Regions from separate parts of the Homo sapiens genome. Here regions 1 and 3 are each linked to region 2. A link is a loop called in an ENCODE intact Hi-C map of the cell type or tissue named here. Cell type or tissue: ascending aorta. All regions are shown on one strand. Each heading gives the region's core, and the rest is flanking DNA. Links, peaks and the distances in the headings are about the cores only.

Region 1 (10,224 bases), core at 872-8,871, 150 kb before region 2:
TATGGGTATCAAAGTTACACCCATGTCATAAAATTCATTGGAAAATATTCTTTATTTCCCTATGATCTGAAATAGTTTGCATATGTTTGAAATTATCCATTACTTAAATGCTTGATAGAATTTGACTTTGAAACCATCAGAGTCTAGTATATTTTTGAAGAAAAATTTTAAACTACTAATTCAGTTTCTTCAAGGTGTAGTTATAAAATACTTATCTATTTCCTCTCAGGTCCATTTTATTAAGTGGTATTTTTAAAAGAATTTATCCATTTCATATCTATTTTCTAATTTATGATTTAAAAAGTTATTCCTTATACTCTCTTCCTATGTTTTTAGTTTTTTTACATCTGTTGTAGTTTTTCCTCTTTTCTTTCTAATATTACTTTATTTGGTTTTTGCATTTTTATTGATTGATCTAGCCAGATATTTGCCTATTAATATTTTCAAAGAACCAACTTTTAGTTTTATTAATGCCCTAAATTATAAAACATTTACTAGATTTTGGATTTTTATTTTTAACTTGATGTTTCATTTCTTCTACTTCTTTGCATTTATTTTTCTTTTTAAAATAACTTCTTAAGTTCATGCTAAGTTCGTTAAGTCCTAGCCTTTCTTCTTTCTTAACATAAGCATTTAAAATATTAACTCTTCATTTACTATACTTCTTTAGCTGCATCTGTAAGTGTTGATATTTGATTTTTTTGGTTATAGTTCAGGTTTTTAAACCATCTTTTCAATATTATTATGATTTCTTTTTTTGCTCAGTGAGTTGTTTAAATAATTCATTTAGAAGAGTAATTTTAAATATGTGAATACAGGGGAGGCACACACTGAGTCCCAAACAGTGAAACCTGTTTCCTTTGTCAGAACAACAGACACAGGGCATGCAGCTGCCAGCAAGTGCCTAGATAGAGACACAGTGACACTAAGAGGGAGGAGGGGTGGAAACAGAGATTGAGGTTTAAAATATGATGATAAACTTAGATGCCAACTCTGCCAATTAATAGCCGAGACTCATTCCTCTATAAAGGAAAATAACAATATCAGCGGCTAAGTTTTTTAAATATGTATCCTTTAACTACAATGATGTCTCTGAAGACTGCCAGTGTTTGTTCTCTTTTCACAGGTGAATAAAAATTATAGCTTTAAAACATTACGTGACTATTATTGTGTGGTAAAGAATTTAATCTTGCCTAAAGGGAGGTGTGACCATTACCCTAGGCTCTTGGAGGTGATCTCCAACCCCTTAGAATGTCATACCTGATAGGAGTGTCTTTGCTTGCTGGGGTTGGGGTGGGGAGACTTAGACCAGCCAGATGGCAAAAAATGTGATTTAGGGTGGAGTTTTAGGTCACCCAGTATGAGATTGACTTCCTGAGGGACTAGAAATTGACATCAGCCATGTAGACAATCCACCATGCCTAAGTAATGGAACTCCAATAAAGACTCTGGACTCTATTATACACACAATCTCTGCTTCCTCCTCTTAATTCTTCTGTGAGCCTAAATCTGCTCCAAAAATTAAATTCTATCTATTAAACACACACACTCACTCACTCACTCAAGATTGAATTATGCTAAGGTTTGCCTTCCAGGGTTCCATCCTGCCTGGGACACCAAAAGAGACAGCCTTTAAACCTAAGCAAAGAAGTCAGGGTCCCTCTGGCTGGATCTCCCCAAACAATAGCACCAAAAATTCTTCCCCCACCTCTCTGATGGTCCTACAAATCCTGCATGAGAGCATCTCCTATGCCCTGAACATCTGCTGAGATGCAAAGGCCCCTAGGAGAGGGTCTCAGGGTCATTTCCCCTCTGTGTGAATGTGTTTGTTAGAGCCCCTCCAGAGGGTGGGAAGCAGGCTGAAGAGGGACAGAAAACACCTGAACAGGGGTCTTCAGACCTGTAGCACACAGCACTCAGCACAGGAAACCTTTGACTAACCAAGGCTGATCCCAGGTCTCAGCTCACCACTGCTCCCAGAGAAGGCACTGCCACTTCAGGTCTCAGGTCTGCATGTTCACACGGGCTTTCTGTAGAAATGCTTCATTCTTATGGGGGAATTGCAGGCAGCATGCCAGTCTGTGCAGGGCCAAGTTTGGGGAATGCACAGACTTTTTAGATTTTAAAGCCACACTCCGTAAGGGCTGCCTACTCTGTTTATGTGTAACTGCTTCCAAACATGAATTCCACTCATCCACCCCACCCTGTGCTGTGAAGCCAGTGGTTGCCATTAGCGGCGAGAGGGATGGGAAAAGTTATCAGGGTCACTGGAGGGAGGGAAAGGTCAGGAGTTGGGTAGAAAAAAGACTAAATAAGAAAGGAAATGTGTCCTTCCTGCTGTAAATCCCATTGAAAAAGAAGGAACTGAACGCAGAACCCTATGGAGCTCGTTCCATGTGCATTATGGAACCTGCCACCACCCAAAGCCCTCACCTGGGTTGGCCCTGGAGACTTGTTTGTTCTGGCTTAGGACTGCCGGCCCATTTTGCCAGCCACCCCCAAGTCTAAACTGGCACAGCAGAGTGTGGGCGTGAACTCTATCTTTGGAAGTTCTTCCTCTCTCACCATTAAAAATAACCCATCCCAGCTGTCCAATGTGGTTTGCAACAGACCCTCACAGTGACCCCACTCCTACAACCAAGGAAAATAGAGATGATCTATTGAGTGTGACATGGGTCTCCCAGCCACTGCCTCATTCTCTCCTCCCCACAACCATTTCTCCCTGTTCAAGACTTCTTGGAAACACTTGATTTCAGGAAAAATCATCAGGTTATAAAGCCATGTGCAACATCTCAGTCCATTTTGTGCTGCTGTTACAGAACACTGAAGACCAGGTAATTTGTAAGGAACAGAAATCTATTATTTCAGAGTTCTGGTGGCGGGGAGGTTACAATCAAGGCACAGGCATCTTGCAAGGGCCTTCTTGCTGCATCATCAGATGGTGGAAGGCAGAAGGGCAAAGCGACAAAAGGGGACCAAACTCCCCCTTTTATAATGGCATTAATTCCACCCATGAAGGCAGACTAATCACCGCTCAAAGGTCTCTTAATACCTCTTAATACTGTTATAATGGCAATTAGATTTCAACATGACTTTTGGAAGAGACAAATAGTCAAACCACAGCATGCAGTATAAAGTGACAAAGACAATTATTTGGTGATGCCTGGAATTTGGGATTCATAAATATGAGTGACTAGGGAGGAATAAAAAGCCACAGTTGGTGGGAAACCCCAGGGTAGTCCTTTCCCTAGAAACAAGGGCCATCATCAATGGGACAGAAACAAAGAAAAACAATTTATTGTGACCTTGAATCATGTTCATGAGTGGTGATTTCTTTCTGTGGTCAACCATTCTAAGCAAGAACTGCTTGAGTGCATGTGATTCATTTCTGCAAACTTGTTCTAACCTGAGCTTTTAATTTTAGACTAGAGATCCAAGTTAAATATTTCATGTGAACAGACCAAGAATAGAAAACGAGAAAAAAAGAAAGATAGAAAGCCCTTCATTACACAAATTGCAATGCATATTCAACCAACATTCATGGAGTGCCAACGATGAGTCAGGCATTGTATTCCAGATATTTCTGCATCTACTAATATCCCTCATCATACCACACCATTCAAAACCATGCCATCTTGGATTCCATTTCCTTTACAAGGAGACTACTGGTCAACTTATGCATGCAAAGTTTTCCTGGTAGAGTTACCACTCCTTTTGGCCCCACTCTGCCTGGCTCCAGAGGAATGACTTTTTCAAGGTGGTATAGCCCTGAATGGGCTGAATAAGAGAGAAGATATCTGGAACAGCCACCAGTACGTGGCTATCTGTAAGTCTTAGCAAGGAATTGCTGAGTGGCCTGTTTCAGCCCATCTCTCTGGGGCTGCTTGTCCAATATCCTATCTTCCATGATTTGGTAATAGTCTCTCTTTTCCTGCCTGCTGTGGACAGCAGAAGTTGGGCTCACAGGGTCCAAACCATCATCTCCTTCCAGTCCTGGCTCAATGAACAGCCCCAAGTGTGGTTGGAATAGCTGTGAGCACCTCGTGTGGGCAGGGATGGGCTCCGTATCACCTTTCTCCAAACCACCTGCAATGATTTGAATGTATGTGTCCCTCCAAAATTCATAGGTTAAAACCTAATCACCAAGGTGATGGTATTAGGAGGAGGCTTCTGGGAAGTGACTGATTATAAGGGCTCCACCCTCATGGAACGGGATTAATGCCCTTACAAAAGAGGCTTGAGAGAGTTGCCTCCAGCTTCCACCTTCTGCTACGTGAGGACGCGGTAACAAGGCACTATCTTGGGAGCAAAGAGAGCAACCCTCCCTTACCAGACACCAAGCCTGCCAGCACCTTGATCTTGGACTTCCCAGCCTCCAGAACTATGAAAAATAAATTTCTATTGTTTATAAATTATCCTATCTAAGGTATTTTGTTATAGCAGCAGGAAAGGACTAAGACACCTCCTGTTCCCATGTCCAAACTGGGACCTCCCTGGGGGGATGACAACTCCCCAAAGTCCCTCCACACTGGGGAAAGAATAAGACCTGGGGTTTGGCGCACCTCCAGGAGCCTGGTTCTAACCTGTGGGATGAAATTACTGAGCTTTATTTTCTTCTCATAAGATTTTTTAAAATTTAGAACTTCACTCCACATCCAGCCATATTTGATCATGTTTAGCTTTTGGCTTTAGAGATGGTATTGGGCCAATAGCCTCCATGGAGAAAAACGCCTTACTTCCTTGCCCACCCAGGACCAGGACAGCTGATTGCTGAGGAATGTCATTTCCCCGCCTGGCACCAGGTCACTTCCTGATCCTAAAAGGCTCCACTCAAGTCAGCTCCTGCCCAGCCCCTGGGGCAATGCCGGACAAGGCTCCAGCAAACTGATTAATGTGTCCTGGGCCAGACAGGTTCCTTGGTGGCTATTTTTACTCACTCACTCACTTGGTGTTTTAGACAAATCCTACAGTCATGCCAATCCTCCTGCAGCCTACCACCCGCAGTTTATAAATCCCACCACTGAAATGTAGGTCCTATTTATAGTGTGAGCTAAATCCTGTAAAGTGCAATCATTCATTAAACCCCACATAGATCTCCCCATGCCCTGGGCGAGGCCAATGAGCGGGAAACACAAAAGGCAGAAAATGTTTGTTTAGAAGGCATTAGCTGCAGATACTTCCTCCCAAGCCACCTTATAGGTAGGCAGAGACCTTTGGTGAATAATCCAGGGTAACATTTAGGCAGCTTCTCAGGGCCTCATAAATAAGTAGTATCTGGATAGCAAGGGGAGAGAATTTTTTTTAATTTCCTTTTTTTTCTTTTTTGAGACAGAGTCTCACTCTGTCGCCCAGGATGGAGTACAGTGGCGCAATCTTGGCTTACTGCAACCTCTGCCTCCAGGTTCAAGCAATTCTTCCACCTCAGCCTCCCAAATAGCTGGGACTACAGGCACCTGCCACCACACCTGGCTAATTTTTGTATTTTTAGTAGAGATGGGGTTTCACCATGTTGGCCAGGCTGGTCTCGAACTCCCCGCCTCAGGTGATCCACCCACCTTGGCCTCCCAAAATGCTGGGATTACAGGCATGAGCCATCACACCTGCCCAATTTCCATTTCTATTTTACATTCAGGAGGTACATGTGCAGGTTTGTTACAAGGGTATATTGTGTGATGCTGAGATTTAGGCTTCTATTGATCCCATCAGCCAGATAGCAAACATAGTACCCAATAGGAAGTTTTCCAGCCCTTGCTCTCTCCCTCCCCCTCTTCTTTTGGAGTCCCCAGTGTCTATGGTTCCCATCTTTATGTCCGTATGTACCCAAGATTTAGCTCCCACTTATAAGTGAGAACATATGATATTTCATTTTTCTGTTTCTGAATTAATTTACTTAGGATAATGACCTCCAGCTGCATCCATGTTGCTGCAAAGGACATGATTTTATTTTTTTCTGTGGTTGCATAATATTCCATTGTGTATATGTGCCACATTTTCTTTATCTAATTCACCACTGACGGGCACTTAGGTTGACTTCACATGTTTGCTATTATGAATAGTGCTGCGGTGAACATACAACTGCAAGTGTCTTTTTGGTAGAGCGATTTATTTTCCTTTTGGTATTTACCCAGCAATGGAATTGCCAAGTTGAATGGTAGTTCTATTTTTAGTTCTTTGAGAAATCAGAAGATAAATCTTTAATTTTACACCTACCATTAGCTAGGAACTATAAATGATGCATTGCTTTATCCCTGAAAGCCCCATTTTATACCCATGAGAAAAATGAACCTCAAAGAGCCAAGAATTTGCTCATGGAAAGTGGTAGATCCAGGTTTTAAATGCAGGTCAGACCCAGTCCCTGTGTTTATCCCGTATGCTATGCTGAGATGTCTTGGATGAATGTGCTTATGGTGAAGCCTCAGCAAAATTGTGGGTACACCCAGCTTTGTCTCCTGGCCCCAAATCTCCTTTTCCTTACTTTGGGCATTAACTGCTGTTGAGGTCTCACAGCCTGATGGTCATTATCCCTGAATGGCATAAATCAACAGGCTGTATGAGCATTGTGTGAGATTCTACATGAGGGAGAGCATTTCAAACCCATGACAGATGAGAGAAGTTAGTACCTCCATCATCTTTCTGTAGCCTGGGAGCTCCCATCACCATTCTGAGCATGTGGGGAAGCCTTGCCTCTTCTGAGGCTAAATAATCCACCCCTAGGGTTTTCAGGGACTCTAAAACTAAACTGGCTTGTGCCGCAGTCAAGGCATTTGAGGACATTCCTATCATGTCTCTCATCCTGTACAGCTTGGAATCCATAAAAGAGCAACTCTTGGCTGGGCATGGTGGCTCCTACCTGTAATCCCAGCACTTTGGGAGGCTGAGGCGGGAGGATTGCTTGATCTCAGGAGTTCAAAATCAGCTTGGGCAACATGGCGAGGCCCTGTCTCTACAAAAAATAAAAAATTAGCCTGGCATGGTGGTGCACACCAGTAGTCCCAGTAACTTAGGAGGCTGAGATGGGAGGATTGATGGGAATATTGCTTGAACTTTGGAGGTTGAGGCTTCAGTGAGCCATGTTTGGGCCGCTGCATTCTAGCCTGGGCAACAGAGCAAGACCCTGTCTCACAAAAGTGGGGGAAACTCCCTCCCCAACCCTTCATCCTTTGCAGACCTTATCTTTTTCTCCTCCTGGATCCCCTCAATAGATACCCAGCCTACCCATCCCTATTCCATCCTAGTACCTCTCTGGAACTTTCCTTCCATTATAAGCAAACCCCCTTGTGTCCTAAACCACTAGCAGGAACTCTCCCTAAGGACCGTGACTTTTCTGCAGCCCTCTTCATTGTGGGCTGCTCTTCTCATACTCACACACCACTGAGACATCCTCCTGATCCCATTTTACTCCTCTGATGATGGTTTGGACCCTGAGAGCCCATTGAGTAAAAATCCCTCTTCCTTTGATGCTCCCATCATCCAGGTCTGCCACTCTGTGGCTCATCTGGTTAGTTTAAACTGCCCACCTCCTCGCCTTGCCATCTCATTCACTAACCACTTGAATTCCAGCCTGTTGTCCTTCCTCTGCACCATTTCCTGATGTTGTTCTGGGTGATCCCAGCGAGCTGGCCCTCTGACAGCCCATCTGCACACTTTGTGTTTTCCTCCTAGGTGCTTGCTCTATCACTTCTGTTTTATCTCAGCCTTTCAGTTCCACTGGCACTGGCGGATTGGCCACGCTTTCAACCCTGGATTCCTCCACTTCTCTTCTTCTACCTCTTAGAGGTCTCTGTCCCTTGACACGCCTCCCATATCATGTATCTTGCATCTCAGCTGCATCCTGGCCTGTTTTCTGTTTTGTTTTGTTTTCTCTCAGATGGAACACTTTCATCGGATTGTCTTCTATCCAGAACGCTCAGTTTCCTTGTACATGTATCTGTCTGCCTCACCTGTCCTGCAAAATGCACACCCAGGGTCAATACCCAATCCATTTTCTCCACTTCTGAAGCCAAGGGTTGCTGGAGAAAATCAGATCATTATAAATTCAAGTTCTCCAAACTTAATTTGGTGCCTGAATTAAGCAATTCTGTTACTCATCTTCTGGGGGAGGGAGAGGAAGATTCATCTCCCTCCACCATCTCAATTATTCTAAACTTCTTTGCCCTCATAGAGCCCCTACTGAAGCCTTCCCCTGCTTCTCACTGTCAGTGATGACTCTGCCTTCTGCTTCATGGAGACATGAACGCCATCAGACATGAACACCAGCTTCCTATCCCTACACCCTCATATGCCTATCTACACTCACAGCCATCCCCTACCTTCCCCTGTACAAGGCCAGCCCCTCAATCCAGTCTTCCTCTTTCCCTAACACTTTCCATTTGTCTTTCTCCGCTGGAAACTTCCTCTCAGACTCTAAACAAGCCTGACATCCGAAACAGTCATGTTTATTTGTTGCCCTCTGTCTGCTCTGTAATTGCTCTCCTTCCCTATTCGTCCACATCCTTCCAGAAGACTTGGCACTGTTTTACCCATGAAATCAGACCTTGCTTTTGCCAATTACTCCAACTACTCTCCCAGCAAAGTCACACATTACCTCTATACCATGTTCAGTTCTAATCTCGCTGGATTTCTTTGTATCTTTGGAATTCTCCGTCTCAGTCTACTAGGGCTGCTATTTTTTAAAATGCCATCAGCTTGATGGCTTAAACAACAGAAATTTATTTCTCATGGTTCTGGAGGCTGAGAAGTCTATATGGTTCCTTGTGGGGGCTCTCTTCCTGGCTTGCAGATGGCCACGTTTTCACATGGTGGAAGAGAGAGAGAGGGAGAAACCTCTCTGCTCTCTTATAGGGGCATTAATTCCACCATGAGAACCCTGCCCTCATGACCTCATCTAAATCTAAAGGCCAAAGGCCTCATCTAAATAAATTTGAATCCCAAGGTCTCATCACCAAATACTATCACATTAGGGGTTAGGGCTTCAACATATGAACTCTGGGAGAATACATCCCGTCCATAGCACACTCCCTTCTCTTTAAAACATTCTATTCCCTTCCCTTCCATATGACTGCACTCTCCTGAGGTCTCTCTAGCACTGCCTTCTCTCCTTTTTGGGGACCCTCTTCCTTTGCTTGCCCCTCGAAAGTCAGTCCATCCCCACTGCTCTCTAACTCCTACAATGACCTTATTAGCTTTCAGTTTTAATTGCCACCATATGCGGATAACTTCCAGATCCACCCCTCTATCTTAGACCCTCATGCACTCACAGAAGACTCACAGACACTGACCATCCTTGGATGCCCCATGGGCACCTCGAACTCAACAGACCTAAAATAGCATTCATTACCTTTCCCACCTCCAAATCGCTCCTGATTTTGGATTCTGTCTCTCAACTGGGGGCTTCACCACACACAGCCAACAAATTAGAAACTTGAGGGTCACCCCTGAACCCTTAATCTTCCTTACTCTCTACATCTATTCACTGAATTCAGTCAATCCATTTGACTTCCTCAAAGCCATGGCTGAACAGCAGTATAAAAGCCATTTAAGCATTTATGGGATTTTCCAAAACAATACAATCACCTCCTTAGTAAACTAAATGAGTCCCACACCGCCAGTCAGAAAGAGTGTAAAATAATGTTTTTCAAGATGGAATTACCGGGGTTTCTTTCTAAATACAGAGAAGAGATCAAACCTACAGAAGCAATAGTTAAAGTTGCATTGTTGACACTAAAAGGTCACATGATTGCCAATAAGCTCATAAAAACAGCTGCAAAGATATTCACAGAGATGATACTCAGAAAGGAAGTAGAATGATGTTTTACCAGGTATCACTTTAGGATATCATGTGAAATATGAATTTCTCCTACCTGTGTATGTATTAGCTTACATTTTGTTTTTCTGTTGGGATCTAAGCAACAGTGTACACACAGACCATAAATCTACCGCTTGAAAGCTCCTCGTATTTGTATGAAAGAAGTGGTTTACAGAATGCTTCATTTTCTTTACCCTTGGAAACCCAGGCTACAAGGGAAGAGATTTTTTTATATGAAAAATAATTCTTTTGAAAGCTGTGATGGAGACAAGTATGTGCAAAAAAGGTTGTAGTCACCCCAAGAATGACCTTGACTACTAATTTGCACATGGCTTCACTCAAGAGCAATTGGCCTTGATTAAGCGTGGTAGGCAGTGGTGGGCTCGGGGAGGGTCCAGTTCTCTGTACTTCTATGAGCC
Region 2 (10,224 bases), core at 941-8,940:
TTGCATGTGTCTCCTGAATTGGCTGCATGTGGTTATGAGGCTCCAACATGGATGCCACCCTCTGAACAGGACAGCTGGCTCAGTCAGGTGGCGTCTGCCCAGAAACTGAGGCCCTGGAATTTTCCATTTGCTGAAGTCTCCAAGGCCTGGCATCTTATCACTGGAAAGGGGAACAAGATGATGCATTGCAAATAGAGGTGCAGCAAAAGAGCATGTTTGACTATTGAAGAAAAACCAAGTTAGGCTTCCCTTGTGGTGGCAGGAAAGTGAGCCTTGAGAAAACTTTTCTAAAAATTGTTAAAATCAAAGAAATACCTGGGTTTCCTCTAAGCTGTTTTGGAACATCAGTCTCCTGGATGCAAATCACTGTGGTGTCTCCACACTGGCAGCATCTGGGGGCAGAAGGGCTGGGGATGGGAGACAGGGAGCTGGAAGAGCCTCAGCAAACCCAGGACTGGTTGGAGACCATACAGGGAGCAAGGAAGAAGGGCCTTACTCACCTGCCATGCTGGCTGCCCTGAGCGGCCACATCTGCCGCAAATTGTATCTTGGAATTAAGCCCCACCTGCTAAGGAGTTAGCTGCAGAGAGTGGCAGCAGGGCACAAGTGAGGGGCAGGGAGTCCAAGCATGGCCACAGGGTCCCTGCTGGTGCCTTCAAGCAAATTTGGACCCCTTTTTTCACTCCCAGCTCTGGCTTGACCAAGGTTCTGGGCCACCTTTGGGGCATTTCTCCCACCTTCCATCACCTGAAGATCCTACCCTCAAGCCTGGGAGGCCCCAAAGCTGCCAACTCTTCTGCTACACATCCTCATCCAACCCAGCTCATTGGGAATTGGCCCAGACTTTAAGCAGCTCCTCCCTCATCCCCACCATTAAAATACAGTGGCTCAAGAGGCAGTAAGTTGTAAATTCTGTTACATTGGGATGTTAGGGAGTAATAATGTCTTTATATGTTCTTCTATCCTTGCTTGAGGATACAAGATCTAAATCAAGGAAAGAAGGTGTTAATGGCAAGACTTCAAGCATGTGACAGGCCAATGGAAGAGATATTTGGGAGTGAAGAGACCCCTCCGGAGTTATCAGTTAGCAGACCCAGTGGTTCTAGAACTCGAAGAGTATAGGAAGCACAGCTCCCATTTAAATCTACAAACTCTCTGGACACAGCACAGATGCTCCCCTGGGACTCAAGCCCATCAGGCTCTAGCTGCTGAATCAGACAACTCTACAATAGGAGGAGGCAGGATGAGTACCAGATGTTCAACATCTGTGCCAGCTGATTAACTGGTAATTAGTGTGAAAATTCCCTTTCCTCAGTTCTTAGTGAATTTTTATTGAGATTAAAATCAAGTCAAGGCCAGTTGCAAGAATCTCTCTTTATAAACACAGAGAAGGCAAGTGCCTCTAAGTGCACAGCCAGAAAAAATTATCTTCATATTCTGCTTGCAAGAGCCAAATGAATGCCTGCATTCTGCGTGCTTCTTTATTCAGAAGAAAAGGGCAGAGATAAGCTATATTTTGACTCCTAAGCCATGACTTTAAAAGAGGACCGGAAATCAGGCAATGAAGCCCTATGGACTAGTTCAGGATGACTGATATCACTGCCTGGTCTCTATAACCAACAGAGTCACCAAGGTGAGGGACCTCCCTCAGCCCACCACCACATCCTGATAATGGTGGTCTCCCTGTTCATCATTACCACCCCTGTGAGTTTTACCATCTTCTTTCTCTTCATAATGACCATCATGATCATCATCATCATCATCATCATCATCATCACCAAAGACATCAGTCATCTCCCTCATTCCACTCAACATTGAAGTTTGGCTCAATGTCAACTCTACTGGGGAACTTTCCCAGCCCATCTTTTCAGGCAAGGTTGGTTGCTCCAAAATGGCATGCTCCTGGAGGGGCTATTTGTGGGTATGTTTCTCCCACCAGGCTGTGAGCTTCTCAAGCACGAAAACTTATTTTCAATCTTTGTCTCCCTAGCACCCAGAAAGTGCCTAGAATATGGTAGGTTTACAATATCTACTTACAGAATAAAAGATTGAGTGAGAAGACATGTCAATAGCTTGGATCTCAGTTCTGCCTCTGAATCCCATTTGCCCCAACTACACAGCTCTAAACAAACCCATTCCTTCCTCCCCATGAGCTCAACTACACCTGCGGTCTTCAGACAAACCATTGTGTCTATGTTCTCTCTCTGGAAGTGGACAGTCGAAGGTATGGTGTGTCTGGATTATTGGAGGAGAAAGCGAATCTGTGGGAGATATTTGAGAATAAACACCAATAAGGCTTGGTAGCAGACTGGATAGAGAAAATAAAGATGAGGGAGGAGCCAGGTGACCAGAAGGCTGCTGCTGACAAAGACAGGTGCACAGTCAAAAGGAGACCCAAAGACAGAGCAGGGAGTTCAGTTGAGAGAAAAATTGACTTTGGGAGGTCAGCAGTGCTCAAGGGGAGAGTTCCAACAGGTCAGTGAAAATACAAGACTTCTGAAAAGAGAGGGTTGGGAAGGAAATGATGGTAGTCACCCAAGTCCTGGGGAGTCACACCAGAGTGGCTGTGCATTGTCACCAAGAGGGCACTGATCAAAGGGACTGTGACAATGATTCTGCAAGACAAGGGTGGGAGAGAGGACTGAGTCAGAGAGGGGCTGGGCTCCAGCCCCTCAGAACTCCAGGACACAAGTGGTACGTCCAGAGCTGGGCATGTGGAATTTGTAGTCACCCACAAATTGATAAAAATTGAGAGCATGAAATATTATCCATGTGAGAGTTCTAAGGACAAAAGGGTGGGCGGAGGAGAGCAGCTGGCCTACAGTGGGCTTTGGGAGCACCACCATACATTGGGGGAAGATGCATGGAGGTAAGGATCCCAAGAATAAGTCGATAGAGCAGTGCCATGTTAGAGCCTGAGGCAGAAGGAAAAAATTACTATGCTGATCCTGTCTTAAATTTTTAATATTTTACTTATGAATTTCTGTATTGATTTTGATTTTTTAAAATATTCTATTAAAATATTATTTATCTTGAGAGACAAGATAGAATACAACAGTTGAGCAATATCCTTCTCAAGAAAAGGAGACAGAGGCAGCTGAACCAACAGACCCAGTCCAAGCACTGGGTCCAAACATCTCAGATTCAAATCCTGGCTCTGGCACCTTTCAGATGTGCAATCTTAGGCCAGTCACTTCCCTTCCCGAACCGTGGTGTCCTCACCTGAAAATGAACACCTTCCTGGCAAAGTTGTCACAATGCCTGCTCAATATAGGTGATTCCTAAAGATCTGCCCCGACCCCTGAGTCCTGAAGGCAGCAAGGAAGAAAACTGAAAAAACTGAACAAGGAGAAAAAGTCAGGAGAGGGAAGTGAGGCAGATACAGCCAGGAAACCAGGCTCCTCTCCACATGGGACAGACGGATAGATCCGAACAGGACTGGGGTGCTCCCTCCGCTGTCCGCATTTTACATATTACACTACACTCTATTTTTTTAACATCTGTGACTTCCTTCCGTTTGTGTAGGGGATGGGGAAATCTAAACCTTTGTTTCCCACAAGGCGGGAAAAGCCTCGTGATCAGAGGAGGCTGGAGCCCAGTCCCTCTCTGACTCAGCCCTTTCTCCCACCCTTGTATTGTAGAATCATTGTCACAGTCCCTTTGATCAGCGCCCCTTGGTGACAACGCACAGCCACTCTGGCAACTGGGGAGAAGCCAGTGGGGGAGGGTGACTGCCATCACTTCCTTCCCACCCCCCTCTTTCTAGAAGCCTGGAACTCAGCAGCATGTTTTCCCTGGTGGAAAATGTCCATGTTTGGTGTCTGCCCAAAGGAGAATCTCTATGGAAAGTTTGAGAAAGATTCCCTCTGGCTGGGAATGTGAAAAAAGTCTGTGCCTTTCCCAATTGGAAAAAGAGGAGAGAACATACTTGAGACGTGGTTATTTTTGTCTCAGATTCAAAAGGAGCTGACTTGGACAGTGCTCACTTGGCCTCGATTCCCATCGTCTTGCTTGTAAAGGCGATGGAATGAGGCGCACAGAGGTGACGCTGACCCCAAAATGCTTACGTCTCTTCTCAAGAATTTTTTGTTACACTTTCATTAGGTATATCTTACAAACAATAAAATGCAAAAATCTCAAGAATTTTGTGTGTGCAGCTTGATGCATTTTTACATAGGTGCATAACCATATAATTCCCACCCAAATCAAGACATAAAACATTTCCAGTACCCCAGAAGGCTCCCCTGTGCCCCTTCCCAGTCAATACTCATCCCCCAAGGCTAACGAAATTAGCTTTGCCAGCTCTTAAATGTCATATAAATGGAATCCTGCAGTATGTGTGTGTGTGTTTTTGGTTTGTGTTTGTTTGTTTGTTTGTTTGTTTTTGTTTTGAGATGGAGTCTCACTCTATCATCCAGGTTGGAGTGCAGTGGCATGATCTCTGCTTACTGCAACCTCCGCCTCCCGGGTTCCAGTGATTCTCCTCCCTCAGCCTCCCAAGTAGCTGTGATTATAGGTGTGCACCACCACACCAAGCTAATTTTCGTATTTTTAGTAGAGACGGGTTTTCACCATGTTGGCCAGGATGGTCTTGAACCCCTGACCTCAGGTGATCCACCTGCCTCAACCTCCCAAAGTGCTGGGATTCTTTTCACTCTACATAGTGTCTACGAGATTCATCCATATTGCTGCATATTATATTTGTTTGTTCAGGCTGCCATAACAAAGCACCATAGACGGGGTGGCTTAAACAACAGAAATTTATTTCCCCACAGTTCTGGAGACCAAAGCTCTGAACTTTTGGTAGATTGCATTTCTTCTGGGGCCTCTTTCTTTGGCTTGTAGATGGCCGCCTTCTCCCTGTATCTTCACATGGTCTTCCCTTTGTGTGTCTGTGCCCTAAGCACTTCTTCTTAGCAGGATACCAGTCATACTGGATTAGTGCCTGCCCTAATGACCTCATGTAATTTAATTACATATTTAAAGACCCTATCTCCAAATACAGTTGTATTCTGACATACTAGCAGTTAGGGCTTTAACGTATGAATTTGGAAGAGGGACACGATTCAGCCCATAACATGATAATACTAGTTTGTTCTTTTCTTACTACTGAATTGTATTCCACTGTATGACCCTACAACAAGTTATTTATTTGTTCTCTTATCAATATGCATTCAATCATTTACAGTTTGGGACTATTGCATATATTGCTGCTATCAACATCTCTAGAACATGTTTTTATTGAACATACATATTCATGTCCTGGGCATGTACTCCCAGGAGTGGAGTTGCTGCATCATGAGGTAGGGGTCTGTGTAGTTTTTGTAGACACTGCCAGTTTTCCTGTGTAGTTTTCCAACGTAGCTGTATGCTCCTATGAGCTACATATGAGAGGTCTGGTTGCTCCACACCTTTGCTAACACTAGTATTTTCACTGTCTTTTATTTTAGCCTCTCAAATAATCTTAAAGATGGTTTTAAAGCAAGTCCATCTGCAAAATCTACACTCCTCATACAGCATTTGCTATATACATCCATGGATAACCCCAATTTCCTTTGTGCCAAGAACTCTGGCATCTCCCTCCAACCCACTCCTGATCAGGGAGGAAAATCCCTATCTTGGGATTTTTAGTGGGAAGGCTCTGCGGGTGGGACAGGCACAGCATGAGGACCTGGGGAAGCCCAGGGCCAGGAAGGAAGTAACTGACTGAGGAGCTAGGAGGACAGGAGAGAGCCAGGTCAGGATGCAGTTGAAAGAGTCGTTGCTGGACACCTGGGGAAGGAAGGCCACAATTGAACCTGTCATAAAGAGCTTTACAGGAGCCCCTGGAAGTTGTCTGATGATTCCTTTCTGACAGTTCTGGCCAGCCTTTGACGAGAAGGAAATCCTCGGAGTCCCTGGTGTCTGGGCACCGACAATCAGTTTTCAGAGCAGACTCTTCAAAACATCATCATCCTGAAGGTCATGGATTTAGAACAGACCCTCTACTCCCCAATTTCCTCTCCTACCGTGCCTGCCCTAGTGCTGGAAACCCCACACACACTGTCATTCCCCCAGGTTATGACATTTTCTGGTATCTTCAAATCTCCAAAGAGTGTCTGTGTCTAACAGGAACAGGAAGATGATCATGACTTATCCAGGCCCCCAGGTGCAAATCCAGTTTCTCAGAGCCAGCAGCAGAGGGGCCTATTTGGAAAAAAATATAAAGTAAATCTTATCTTACTCCTTACACAAGATAAAATCAATTAGAAGCAAATGTTTAAGTGGAATTTAAAAACCATAAAAGTATGAGAAGGGAAGAATTGGTAAATGTATTTGTAATCCTGGAGGGCAAAGTCCTTTCTAAGATAAAAAACCCAGAAGCCATAAGGAAATAATTGATACCTACAACCACATAAAAATTAAGTCCTTTTAGAGGAGCTGGTACCATTCCTTCTGAAACTATTCCAATCAATAGAAAAAGAGGGAATCCTCCCTAACTCATTTTATGAGGCCAGCATCATCCTGATACCAAAGCCTGGCAGAGACACAACCAAAAAAGAGGATTTTAGACCAATATCCTTGATAAGCATCGATGCAAAAATCCTCAATAAAATACTGGCAAACCGAATCCAGCAACACAGTAAAAAGCTTATCCACCATAATCAAGTGGGCTTCATCCCTGGGATACAAGGCTGGTTCAACATATGCAAATCAATAAACGTAATCCAGCATATAAACAGAACCAAAGACAAAAACCACATGATTATCTCAATAGATGCAGAAAAGGCCTTTGATAAAATTCAACAGCCCTTCATGCTAAAAACTCTCAATAAATTAGGTATTGATGGGATGTATCTCAAAATAATAAGAGCTATCTATGACAAACCCACAGCCAATATCATACTGAATGGGCAAAAACTGGAAGCATTCCCTTTGAAAACTGGCACAAGACAGGGATGCCCTCTCTCACCACTCCTATTCAACATAGTGTTGGAAGTTCTGGCCAGGGCAATTAGGCAGGAGAAGGAAATAAAGGGTATTCAATTAGGAAAAGAGGAAGTCACATTGTCCCTGTTTGCAGACGACATGATTGTATATTTAGAAAACCCCATCGTCTCAGCCCAAAATCTCCTTAAGCTGATAAGCAACTTCAGCAAACTCTCAGGATACAAAATCAATGTACAAAAATCACAAGCATTCTTATACACCAATAACAGACAAACAGAGAGCCAAATTATGAGTGAACTCCCATTCACAATTGATTCAAAGAGAATAAAATACCTAGGAATCCAACTTACAAGGGATGTGAAGGACTTCTTCAAGGAGAACAACAAACCACTGCTCAAGGAAATAAAAGAGGATACAAACAAATGGAAGAACATTCCATGCTCATGAGTAGGAAGAATCAATATCGTGAAAATGGCCATACTGCCCAAGGTAATTTATAGATTCAATGCCATCCCCATCAAGCTACCAATGACTTTCTTCATAGAATTGGAAAAAACTACTTTAAAGTTCATATGGAACCAAAAAAGAGCCTGCATTGCCAAGTCAACCCTAAGCCAAAAGAACAAATCTGGAGGCATCACACTACCTGACTTCAAACTATACTACAATGCTACAGCAACCAAAACAGCATGGTACTGGTACCAAAACAGAGATATAGACCAATGGAACAGAACAGAGCCCTCAGAAATAATGCCACACATCTACAACTATCTGATCTTTGACAAATCTGACAAAAACAAGAAATGAGGAAAGGATTCCCTATTTAATAAATGGTGCTGGGAAAACTGGCTAGCCATATGTAGAAAGCTGAAACTGGATCCCTTCCTTACACCTTATACAAAAATTAATTCAAGATGGATTAAAGACTTAAATGTTAGACCTAAAACCATAAAAACCCTAGAAGAAAACCTAGGCAATACCATTCAGGACATAGGCGTGGGCAAGGACTTCATGTCTAAAACACCAGAAGCAATGGCAACAAAAGCCAAAATTGACCGATGGGATCTAATTAAACTAAAGAGCTTCTGCACAGCAAAAGAAACTACCATCAGAGTGGACAGGCAACCTACAGAATGGGAGAAAATTTTTGCAATCTACTCATCTGACAAAGGGCTAATATCCAGAATCTACAATGAACTCAAACAAATTTACAAGAAAAAAAACAAATGATCCCATCAAAAAGTGGACAAAGGATATGAACAGACACTTCTCAAAAGAAGACATTTATGCAGCCAACAGACACATGAAAAAATGTTCATCATCACTGGCCATCAGAGAAATGCAAATCAAAACCACAATGAGATACCATCTCACACCAGTTAGAATGGCTATCATTAAAAAGTCAGGAAACAACAGGTGCTGGAGAGGATGTGGAGAAATAGGAACACTTTTACACTGTTGGTGGGACTGTACTAGTTCAACCCTTGTGGAAGTCAGTGTGGCGATTCCTCAGGGATCTAGAACTAGAAATACCATTTGACCCAGCCATCCCATTACTGGGTATATACCCAAAGGATTATAAATCATGCTGCTATAAAGACACATGCACACGTATGTTTATAGCCGCACTATTCACAATAGCAAAGACTTGGAACCAACCCAAATGTCCAACAATGATAGACTGGATTAAGAAAATGTGGCACATATACACCATGGAATACTATGCAGCCATAAAAAATGATGAGTTCATGTCCTTTGTAGGGACATGGATGAGGCTGGAAATCATCATTCTCAGCAAACTATCGCAAGGACAAAAAACCAAGCACCGCATGTTCTCACTCATAGGTGGGAATTGAACAATGAGAACACATGGACACAGGAAGGAGAATATCACACACTGGGGCCTGTTGTGGGGTGGGGGGAGGGGGGAAGGATAGCATTAGGAGATATACCTAATGTAAATGACGAGTTAATGGGTGCAGCACACCAACATGGCACATGTATACATATGTAATAAACCTGCACGTTGTGCACATGAACCCTAAAACTTAAAGTATAATAAAAAAATTAAGTCCTTTTGAGGGATGAGAAATACTACTAAGAAAGCCAAAAGATGAACAGGAAACAGGGGTGGTAAAATTTGCAACACATATGTCAAAGGATTAACCTTCCAAATTCACAAAAAAAACCTGCACAAAGCTGAAGGAGACTACCAATTCTATGGGGGAAAAAATGGAGAAGAGGGTAAGAACAGAAGGTTATAATGCAAATGTCCTGTATACATAAGACCTCCTTAATAATAAATAAATCAATGCAAATTAAAACAAGAAGATACCTTTCCAAAAACTAATTGTACTATCAGGAATATAAATAGTTAATAGGAGCCATTGCAACGACAGTCTAGGGAAATAGGCATCTGTGCACTATTAGTGAATATATATATATTGATAGAATCCTTCTGGAAGATAATTTGGCAACACCACTAAGTTTTATAATTTATACAGCATTAGATCCAGCAGTTCCACAGTTAGCAATTTAACCTCCACACATACTGACAAGAAGTATCTGATATATATGTTCAAAATGTTGATGACAGCTCTGCTTTGTGGTAGCAAAAAAAAAACAGAAGCAATTCAAATTTTAACTAATAAGGAAGTGGGCAATAAATTGTGGTACATGTATTGTAACGGAATACTATATGCCTGCAAAAAAGAAAAGAATTAGGCAGACTTCTAAGTAATGATATAAATAAATCTCCAAGATATATTAAAGAATACAATTCACTGAAAAATGAGTGAGACTTCATATAAATAAAAACCCCAAGAGTATAACAGAAATCGTTTTATCTACAAACACTCAAGACACCTCAGTAACAGTGGCTTAAACAATAAAGATATTTAATCATCTCTCATAACAAGAAACTTAGAGATTGGGAACATTGGTAACGAAATCATCAAGGACCTATCTTTCTGCTCATGATCGTCTTCCGGTTCCTTTTAGACACAGACACTCTTTGGAGGTTCAAAGATACCAAAAAATGTCATAACCCGGGGCAATGACAGTCTGTGGGAGGTTTCCAGCATTAGGGCAGGCAGGGTAGGGGAGGAACTAGAGGAGTAGAGGGTCTGTTCTAAATCCACGACCTGCTCAGAGGATCACATGCTCTTATAAGATGGCTGCCTCTACTGCAGGCACCATATCCATATTCAAGGAAAGAAAAAGGTGGGGCCGGGCACGGTGGCTCATGCCTGTAGTCCCAGCACTTTGGGAGGCCGAGGCAGGTGGATCACGAGG
Region 3 (10,224 bases), core at 2,168-10,167, 69 kb after region 2:
GAGTCAGGGTTTCCCTAAATTGCCCAGGCTGGGTTTGAACTCCTGGGCTTAAGCAGTCCTCTCGCCTCAGCCTCCCAAGTAGCTAGGACGGCAGACATGCATCACTGTGCCCAGTTAGGAATTTTTTGAAAGAGGAATTTCAGGAGACACCTGTGAGGGAGGGCGGGAAGCCAGAGGGGAAGAGCTAAAGCCAGGGTGTGGTTGAGGCAAAGCTTGGCCTTAGCCCGACCCCACAGGGATCCCTGGGGCAAGAAAGGCAGAACTGGACTGTGCTGAGGCAAGGGGGCCGGCCTTCTCTATCACCACATCAGTCTGTCATTGGCTGCAGGCTGTCCCCTTGGGAAGCAGGTGTCATGGACCCAGTTGAAGCAGCTCCCATTGACTGAGGGCAGTTGTCCAGAGAAGGGGCAACAGCTAGCCTCTGACTGCCAACACAGCACCTGGGGACCCCTGGGCAGGGCACCAACATCATCTGACTTCAAGCCTGAAAGGGACTTTGTGAGCAAAGACTTGAAGGAGTTGAAAGAGATGGCCAAGCAGCTCTTTAGGGTTTCTCCCAGGAGTTTGGGGTCATTCTGATACTCTCTCCAGCTAGCAAGCCCCACCCCAGCCCTTCTGAGCAGTCTGGATGGATGGACGTGGAGCTGAACCTGATGTGGCATGCCCTGCAAGGCGCCCTTGAGGACATACAGGCCAGCAAATGCCACACGGCCTGGTGTAAGCAGAATGAAGCATGCTCCGAGCACGCACACTCCAGAAGCCGCTATCACCCCTCAAACCCCAGTGGAGCAGGCAATCACAGGAACACCCTTGGAGAAGGTTCTAGGCTGAGTTGAGGCTGAGCTCCAGGGGAAATGCCCCCTATGGAGAGAGGAGGAGGACTAGCCTCCTCGCCAGACCAGCCTTGTGAAAACCCAGAGGCTGCCGGGCGCAGTGGCGAATGCCTGTAATCCCAGCATTTTAGGAAGCCGAGGCGGGTGGATCACCTGAGGTCAGGAGTTTAAGACCAACCTGGCCAACATGGCGAAGCCCCGTCTCTACTAAAAATACAGAAAATTAGCCAGGCGTGGTTGTGGGCGCCTGTATTCCCAGCTACTTGGGAGGCTGAGGCAGGAGAATTGCTTGAACCTGGGAGGCAGAGGTTGCAGTGAGCCAGGATCACGCCATTGCACTCCAGCCTGGGCAAGAGAGCGATACTCTGTCTCAAAAAAAAGAAAAAAGAAAAAGAAAACCCAGAGGTGGGATGGGCTCACTGCTGGTGGGGCAGCTGCCAGGAAGAACAAAGGGAGTGGCTGTGCCTCCTGAACCCAGCGCCCCTAGAAGCCCAAGGGGAGTTCTGTTTCTCTGTTTAAGTGATGTCAGGAGAGGACCAGGAGCTTTGGGACTAGACCAACTCAGATGCATGTCCTGACCCTAAGGGCTACTTGCTCTCTGGGTAACTAGAATCATTCTGCAAAGCGGGATGCCATGAGGATTCATCGAGAACTACATAAAAGGCCCAGCATGGTGCCTAGAAGGTACTGAACACTCGGAAAGCGTCAGCTCCCTTTTCCTTCCTCTGCACATTAGAGGCCACCTATTCAAGTGCCATTTACTTGTTCATTCAAGATATTTCAGAGTCCCTGCTTCGTTCGAGTCAGGCACTTGTGCTAGAGGCTGGGATAAAAAGAAAAACATATTGGACAGTGCAAAAACATGCCTTTTAGAAAATTTCTCAGGCCAGACATGGTATCTTACTCCTGGAATCCCAGCACTTTGGGAGGCTGAGGCAGGAGGATCATTTGAGGCCAGGGGTTCAAGACCAGCCTAGGAAACAGAGCAAGACCCTGTCTTTACAAAAATAATAATAATAATAATAATAATAATAACAATTAGCCAGGTGTAGTGGCACATGCCTGTAGTCCCAACTAATTGGGAGGCTGAGGCAAGAGGCTCACTTGAGCCCAGGAGTTCGGTGAGCCATGATTGCACCACTGCACTCCAACCTGGGTGACAGCAAGACCCAGTCTCTAAAAACAGAAAGAGAGAAAGAAAGAAAGAAAAGAAAAGAAAAGAGAGAGAGAGAGAGAGAAAGAAAGAAAGAAAGAAAGAAAGAAAAAGAAAGAAAGAGAAAGAGAAAAGAAAGCAAAGAAGGAAAGAAAGAGTCCCATACCTGCCTTCAAGAAACCAAGAGTCACATAGAGTAGATGGAGCAATAGCAAATTGTATGAACCTGTAGTTGCACGGGAAAGGACAGCTGAGCCAGGCTGGGTGGGGAGACACCTGACCTGGGGCTGCAGGGACTGGGGGAGGAGGCTCCTGGGAGCAGCAAGTCCTGGCAGAAAGGCAGAAGAAGCCCAGCTATGTGGGAGGATCTGCTTGAGGCTTAACGTGGCTGAATTTGGAGGAAGGCAGGACAAAGACAGCACTGGCCCTAGAAACGTTGTGTTTCCTTGTGAGCAGCACCATGTTTCGATTGATTCCTCTGAGCCACAGGAAGCCACTGACAGTTTTCAGAAGGGAAAGGAGAGAAACCAAGTTTTAAGGAAAAGTCTCCCAGCAGCTGTGTGCAGAGTGGAGAGGATATGGGTTGAGGCCAGGGGCTGTGAGGCCAGGGGCTGTCAGGGGCTGCTGCCGCCACCTAAGCAAAATGAAATGACAGAGCAAGCCAAGGCTTAACAAACACAGTGAAGTGCAGGGGACCTGCTAAAAAGGACATCTACCGCACAGGACGTGGTGACCAGTTGGATGTGTAGGATACAGAGGAGGGATTCATTCAGCAAACTCAGCAAGTGTTATGCACCTGCTGTGTGCTTGATATGCCTGTGAGGTCTTCTTGGCAATGGGAATGCAGCACCAAGCAAAACAGACCCTGGCCCCACCCCAGGGATGTTCATTGCAGGGAGATAGATGATAGACAAATGCATCATGACTCAAATAGGACAGAAGGTGACAAGTACCATGAGGCATAACAGAGCAAGCTGAGCCAGACAGGGAGCACAGGGTTAGGGGATATTGCAATTGTGAATACGAAGTCAGTGTGATCTCATCACAAAGGTGAGGGTGTGAGCCACATGGATATTGGAGGAAGAAAATTCTGGGGAAAAAGTGCAAAGGGCCAAGGTGGGTGTGCATCTGGCATGTCCAAAAAGCAACAGGGAAGGCAATGTGGCTGGAACAGAGTAGGCGAGGGAAGGAGAGGAGAGGAGAGATTTGGGGGGACATGTTGAGCTGTGTAGGTCATAGGCTCTTGCTAGGAGGAGGCAGAGGAGCTGTTGGAGGGTTCTGAGCAGAGGAGTGACGTGACCAGTCTTTTCAGTCTTTCTAGCTGCCAGGGTGAGAAAAGATTCAGGGGGCAGGGGCACAAGCAGTGAGGGGGCTGCTGGATTCATCAAGGCAAGTGATGATGGTGTCTCAGACAGGGTGGGAGGGCGCATTGAGGGTGGGTGGTTGAGTTCCAACCTCGTCTCCTTCCTCTCTGCCCTCAATCACTGCATTCTGTCCACACCAACCTCGTCATCGTTCTACAAACATACCGGAGCCACCTCAGGGCCTTTGCACTTGCCGTTTCCTCTGCTGGAATGTTCCTCCCCAGATCTCCACACACCTCATTCACTCACTTCATTCAGCTCTTTACTCAAATGTCACATTCTCATCAGGACTTTCCTGGCCACCTTATCCAGAATTTATACCACCACCCCTAGCCACATATCACAAGCACACTCGCCCCCATCTTCCTTCCTGCTTCATTTTTTTCTCCTTAGTATACCTTTACTCTTTGATACCTTTACATTTTCCTTGTTTATCCTGTTTATTTCCTGTCTTCCCCAGTGAAATGTAAGCTTCATGAGGACAGGATAAGTGTGAGATCCACTAGACTCCCAAGTGGAGATGTCTAGGAGGCAGCTGGATCTATGAGTCTGGAATTAAGGAGAGAGGTCTGAGCTGTAAAGTCAATATTTAACACCATGAGCCTAGATGACACTGATAGGAGAATGCAAAGACAGGAAACTGCAAGACTAAATGAGGCGCTCCTACATTTAGCAGTGAGGATGTGAGGAAGGAGCAGCAAGGAAACTGACAAGGAGTAGGAAAAACCAAGAGACTGTCATCCGGGAAGCCACAGATGAGATGAGTGGCACCCAGGAGGATGAGGGCAGTGTCTACAGGTTGAGGGCCTGGGAGGGGTGGAACATGTGGGGCAAAGCAGCAGAGCAGAGTGAGGTCAGGTGGGGACAAGGAGACTGTAGGTGAGGGCTGGAGACGTGGAGAGAAGAAGGTGGTGGCCAGGGAGCCAGCAAAGGGGCAGCAGCTGTAACCAAGGCAGGCTTGTGGGTGGCTTAAGGATCGAGGGCTCCACCATACAAGTAGGGACACTAACCTTGGGTAGGAGGAGCGATCCCTTCCTTACCAAAGAAGATGAGAGGTGCAGAAGGCTGGGCGAGTGCCTAGTTTCTGTGGCCTCTGCTTTCCCTGTGAAACAGGAGGTAAGATCAACTGCTCTGGAGAAGAAGGGGCAGGCTGCAAGGCTTGGAAAGAGGGGTAAAGATTTGGTATAGGAAAGGTTACACTGTAGGTAACTATATGTTCCCTCTCTATTTCACCATTTAAGGCTAAACTCCTCACACCGTGCTTGGCACGTAGTAGGTGCCTCATACATTCTTGGACTCTTTGTATCACACCTTGCACCTCATCCATTACCAACTCCTTTAGGCTGCCAAATCCCCCCAACTTTGCACTACCTCCTTAATGCCACCTTGATCAACACTTCCATCATTGTCTACCTGCGATGCAGTAAAGAGCCGGTAAAGGAAAAGGGAGAGAGCTGGCAGAGGACAGGAGCCTAGATCACTGGAAATATGGGACATAGAGCTGAGGTCAAAGACCCCAAGCGTGTTCAAGGAGCGACTAAATTGCTCCAGAGTCAGGATCTGGCTGGATGAGTCTCCCTACATCCAGAAGGATGAGGGGGTTGGTGGAAAAGAGAACAGTTAAGGTGCTGGTGAGTAGGAGTCTCAGCTAAGCAGAGAAGGAGGAATCCAAGGAGCTGGCAGGAGGTCAAAGTACAGATAAGGAAGAGAGAGAAAAGACAGGAAGTTGCACTCAGTGGCTAATGGATTTTAAGTGAAGAAATGAAATGCTCAGGCTTATATTTTAAAAGGATCCCCAGCTGTGTACAGAGAGCAAGCTTCGGAGCCGGGGGCGGGCACAAGGCAGGAGCAGGAAGGCCGCTTAGAAAGGCACTGCAGGGGCCAGGAGCAGTGGCTCACGCCTGTAATCCCAGCACTTTGGGAGGCCAAGGCAGGCGGATCACCTGAGGTCAGGAGTTCAAGACCAGCCTGGCCAACATGGTGAAACCCCCATGTCAAAAAAAAAGAAAGAAAGAGAAGAAAGAGAGAGAGAGAAGAAGGAAGGAAGGAAGGAAGGAAGGAAGGAAGGAAGGAAGGAAGGAGGGAGGGAGGGAGGGAGAGAGGGAAGGAAGGAAGGAAGGAGGGAAGGAAGGAAAGAAAGGCACTGCAGGTAGACAACGATGGTAGCCTGGACCAAGGTAGTAACATGAAGGTGATACAAAGAAAGTCGAGGGGACTTAGGGGCCAACAGGAGTTGGTGATGGATGAGCTGCAAGGTGCGATACACAGAAAAGAGTCCAAGAATGTATCAGGTACCTACTAGATGCCAAGTGGTAGGAAGAGCTTAGCCTTTAAAGGTGAAATAGACAGGAAACTGATCGTTACCTATAGTGCTTTAGGCACTTAAAAGGGAGAGTGATGTGCTGCGGGTGGGAGGAGAGTAAAATAGCTCAGCTGGGTCAGGAGCGAGTGGTGTAAGAGAGACTTCAGAAGGAGATGCCACTGGAGCTAGCACTACCAGATATAGAGGAAGGGCATTCCAGGATAATCATGTGCAAGAGCCCAGAGGCAAGACTGGGGAGCCCCTTGTGGCCAGAGTGCAAAGTGAGTCAGCCTGGCCACTTGGCTGTTGCACATGAAGACAGAGGACTGCAGAGAGACATTGGAGCCACAAAAGAACAAGGCCTGTGAGCCAAGTGCCCATGCTCAGGGGTCTTGGGGCAGTTCCCCATTTCACACTCATGGTATGCCACGGAGAGGAAAATGCCCAGTTGTCTTTCTGACTTCCAGAGATCCCTGCATGAGGCTGTGGGCCCATGAGAGAATGCTGAGGGGTGCAGTCAAGAGAGTGGGCAAGTGCAGGGCGGTGTAGGTGGTGGATTGGAGCACTGTGGGCAGAGGCAGGTGTGAAATTCAAACCGGCATCTGTGAGCGGAACAGGAGAAGTCTCTTGAGAGCCGCTGCCTGCGGAATCTGGAGCCCAATGCACAGATTGTTTGTATTTCCAGGCAACATGTCTGCATGCAGTGGGCAGAGAACACATAAAACAAAGTTGTGGCAGATGCCACTGGTTCCCCACCCATCTCCCCCAGAGCTTTAGTGCATGAGGGCCAAATTCTGTTAGAGCACTTGCCTGCATTTCTTTGCCCAGGGACTTTCTCTGCACACTCATGTGGCAGAAAGGAAGTGTGGAAAATTAACACCCAGAGGGAGCAGCCCAAACAATGACTGATGGGAATGGGCGTATAAATACCCCACCTCCCTCACTCTACTGGTGTGAGAACACTGAGGTTTGTGCTCTTCATAGCCATCCAGAGCTCCCCCATTGCCCACAGTGATCCGTAACTTGATAACACACTTTATTGGCTTCCTTCTTTTCCCTGATTCTTCTTCCCACTCACTCAAGCTGTTTCATTTACCTCCCAAATTAAAAACTTGTATTTCTACTCTTGTCAGTCTGCTCTGGGAGAGCCCAAAGTAAGACAAAACCTCAACAGGATACAGTGGGAAAACCTTGGGGCTGAAAGGCTGAGTTTGTATTACAGCTCCTTCTCGTGTAAGGACTTCCCAGCTCACAGCAGACTTCAGGTTGGTTGAGCATAAATTACCATATTAATGTTTACAACATGACCTGGCCATACTACAATATGCCATGTTGCCCACCAGTCTGAATAAAAACCATGCAATAACAATGCCCTTTGGCCAGCTTCAGGCTCACCACTGAAAAGCATAGTCCACTGATTTGTCATCCTGGGCTAAATATAAAAGAATTGTAGCTTGAGTCAGAAGGCTATTTTCAGCACTCTGTCTTAGTTCGCGGCCATTGAGCGATGCTGTTCTTGAGGGCCACTTTCCTGGAGGCTGAGGTCAACACTAGTGGCCCCCACATTCCAGGGATGGCCCAACCTCTCTCCCGGGGAAAATAATCTCTTTCACACATCCTGACTAATGCGCCAGTGGCCCCTAAAACCCACTAGGTCTCAGCTGCTGTTTCTGGCCACTCTCCAGAGCTAGAAACTGGGTCCCTTCCCAGATGTGAGTTCTCTTCACTCAAAAGCCACAGAAATGGAGGTAAGTAATAGATACTAATAAACCAGGCACGGTGGCTCACACCTGTAATCCCAGCACTTTGGGAGGCTGAGGCAGGCGGATCACTTGAGGTCAGTAGTTCAAGACCAGCCTGGCCAACATGGCAAGACACTACTACAAATACAAAAAGTAGCCGAATATGATGGTGCACCCCTGTAGTCCCAGCTACTCAGGAGGCAAGGGGATCACTTGAGCCCAGGAGGTGGAGGTTGTAGTGAGCCAAGAGCGTGCCACTGAAGTCCAGCCTGGGTGATGGGAGAGAAACCCTGTCTCAAAAAAAAAAAAAAAAGAAAGAAAAAAAAAAGTAATAGCTACCAATACTTTTTAAGAGCCTGCTAAGTGCTGGGACCTAAAATATATGAATCTTCACAAAATTCCTTCTAGAAAAATAATATTAAAAGGAAAGTAAGACTTAGATGGGCCAGGCACGGTAGCTCACGCTTGTAATCCCAGCACTTTGGGAGGCTGAGGCAGGCAGATCACGAGGTCAGGAGTTGAGACCAGCCTGATCAACATGGTGAAACCCCGTCTCTACTAAAAATACAAAAATTAGCTGGGCATGGTGGTGCGTGCCTGTAGTCCCAGCTACTCAGGAGGCTGAGGCAGGAGAATTGCTTGAACCCAGGAGGAAGAGGTTGCAGTGAGCCGAGATCGCACCATTGCACTCCAGCCTGGGTGACAGAGCGAGACTCCATCTATTTAAAAAAAAAAAAAAAAAAAAAAACTTAGATGGCCACATAACCTGCTTAGGGCCACATGACCAAGGTTTGAGAAGCCTGTGCCATATGATGCTATGGGACCCTCCTCTTCCCCTGCGGTGTCTCTTAGCACCAGAAACTGTCTCTGTATGGTGGGAGGAGGGGTGATAAGCAAAGCCGATATTCCCCAGGTCAAAGAGAGGGGAATGGTGCCTCTGCCTCCTCAGTAGGGATCCCTGCTCTTTTTTTTTTGAAGGCAAGAGGAAGAGAGAGAAGGTCCCATAATTTGTTAAGGACCCCCCCCTACCCCTGGCCTGCTTGGTCTCACAGGCACCTGCAGCCTCTATCCAGGATGGAACACCCCTGGCCCGCTTGGTCTCACAGGCACCTGCAGCCTCTATCCAGGATGGAACACCCCTGGCCCGCTTGGTCTCACAGGCACCTGCAGCCTCTATCCAGGATGGAACACCCCTGGCCCCCTGCTTTCTTGCCCCTACTGCTGCTGAGGGTGAGTGAGGTTGAAAGAGTGGCCTCTGCTGCCTGGATTGTGCCTTTGCATTTGGTCATGTGCCTTTCTGGAAAAATGACCTTTTCTGGGTCCATGGTATGGATGTCAGGGGAGATGTTTGTGGAAAGGAGGGTCTTCCTGGCACAGCTCAGATCCTAGTGCCCCTGCCCCATCCTCCCTGGCACTCTCCTTTTTCAAAGCCATCCCAGAAGCCTTTCCTGACCACTTCCACTGGAACAGCCCCATTGCCCTGCATTTCAACAGCCCATGAGCAGTGTGTTTATGGAGGCTTAATTCCAGGCTCTATCTCTCACCTGCTTAAAAATATTCGCGGCCCCTAAGCATCCACAAAATAAAAGCTGAACTTCACAGCATGTAAGCCCCTTCACTATTTGTCCCAAAAGAGATTTTCTGAGTTTATCCTATAGGATATTCCCAGGACCCAAACTTGGTATTTTCTTGCCCGCCTGTCCTTCCCACCTGTAATACCCTCTGCCCTGCCTCATCCTGGCTGACCCCCCTAAGCTGTCTCTGAGCCTGTGGCTGCCACCCTACATGCACACACAGCTGCAGTGGGGAGCTACAGTGGGAATTATGTCCTGTTAAACCTGTTGTAAATTGAAAATATCATAGGTCAAAATGCATTTAATACATATAACCTACTGAACATCATAGCTTACCCTGGTCTACCTTAAACATGCTCAGAACACTTACATTCACCTACAGTTGGGTAAAATCATCTAGCACAAGGCCTATTTTATAATAAAGTGTTGCATATCTCATGTAATTTATTAACTACTATATTGAAAGTGAAAAACAGGATGGTTCTTTGGGTACTTGAAGTATGGTTTCTACTGAACGCGTATCACTTTTGCACCATTGTAAAGTCAAAAAATTAAGTCGAACCATCAAAGTCAGGGACTGTCTACACTGAGCACCACCATCATCACCCCACCTGCATCTCAAAGATATTTATTCACATTCTAGCTGGGAAATAAGGGCCATGTGTAATGCCTCCTCGTGTGTGTGAGCCCAGCACAGCACCTGGCAGGGAGCAAACCTTGGCCAACATTTAATTCGAGGGTCCTTACCCCTTTTTGTTACAGACTCCTTAGGCACCTGGGGAAGCGTATGGGTCCCTTCTCAGAGTCACGCTTTCAAAAGCATAAAACAAAATACAAAAGATTACAAATGAAACTGATTTTATTGGAAAAGCCATCAAAATATTTTTACAGGAAATGCGTGACTTGCTAATGAATATGCTTCTGCATTAAGGTATTACATAACAAGATCTAGTTCAATTGTTCTAGGACCATTTGCTGAAAAGACAAATGAAAAGACTACCCTTTCTCTATTGAATTATCTTTGTACCTTTATCAAAAATAAATTGACTCTGTGGGTCTAAAAAAAAAAAAACAAGATCTAGTGGTGCATTCTAATGACTGTCATTTCCCAAAAGTGAGGAGCATAGAGAATATTTCAAAACATCTGCAACAACTGAAAGTGATAGGAAAATATCCGTGGGGACGGCTAATGTTCGTTTGAATCATATTATCAATTAAAGAAAAAAAAGCTTTTAAAAAATTAACATTAGTTTTAT

Evidence for each region. Peaks named below come from ENCODE experiments on the same cell type or tissue, not always from the same donor. Only the 100,000 strongest peaks of a DNase experiment are listed, where the experiment ranks them.
Region 1: it touches region 2 in a loop (2.1-fold over the local background); 2 of 110 quality-filtered maps call a loop at or near these places.
Region 3: it touches region 2 in a loop (2.0-fold over the local background); 2 of 110 quality-filtered maps call a loop at or near these places.

Annotation. Positions count from the first base shown.
Region 1 is chr20:4,437,896-4,448,119 of GRCh38, reverse strand. No RefSeq gene overlaps it. Among named protein-coding and RNA genes, the nearest start is that of ADRA1D, 190 kb to the right of the region's middle. In ascending aorta, for the core only: no CTCF peak of the experiment used is centred there; a DNase peak (open chromatin) is centred at 4,849; H3K27ac peaks cover 4,222 bases.
Region 2 is chr20:4,290,984-4,301,207 of GRCh38, reverse strand. No RefSeq gene overlaps it. Among named protein-coding and RNA genes, the nearest start is that of ADRA1D, 47 kb to the right of the region's middle. In ascending aorta, for the core only: no CTCF peak of the experiment used is centred there; DNase peaks (open chromatin) are centred at 3,717 and 4,007; H3K27ac peaks cover 927 bases.
Region 3 is chr20:4,222,912-4,233,135 of GRCh38, reverse strand. All of the region lies in intron 1 of ADRA1D (adrenoceptor alpha 1D), which reads left to right. Among named protein-coding and RNA genes, the nearest start is that of ADRA1D, 21 kb to the left of the region's middle. RefSeq lists an enhancer at 326-826. In ascending aorta, for the core only: a CTCF peak has its summit at 5,924; a DNase peak (open chromatin) is centred at 7,165; H3K27ac peaks cover 5,149 bases.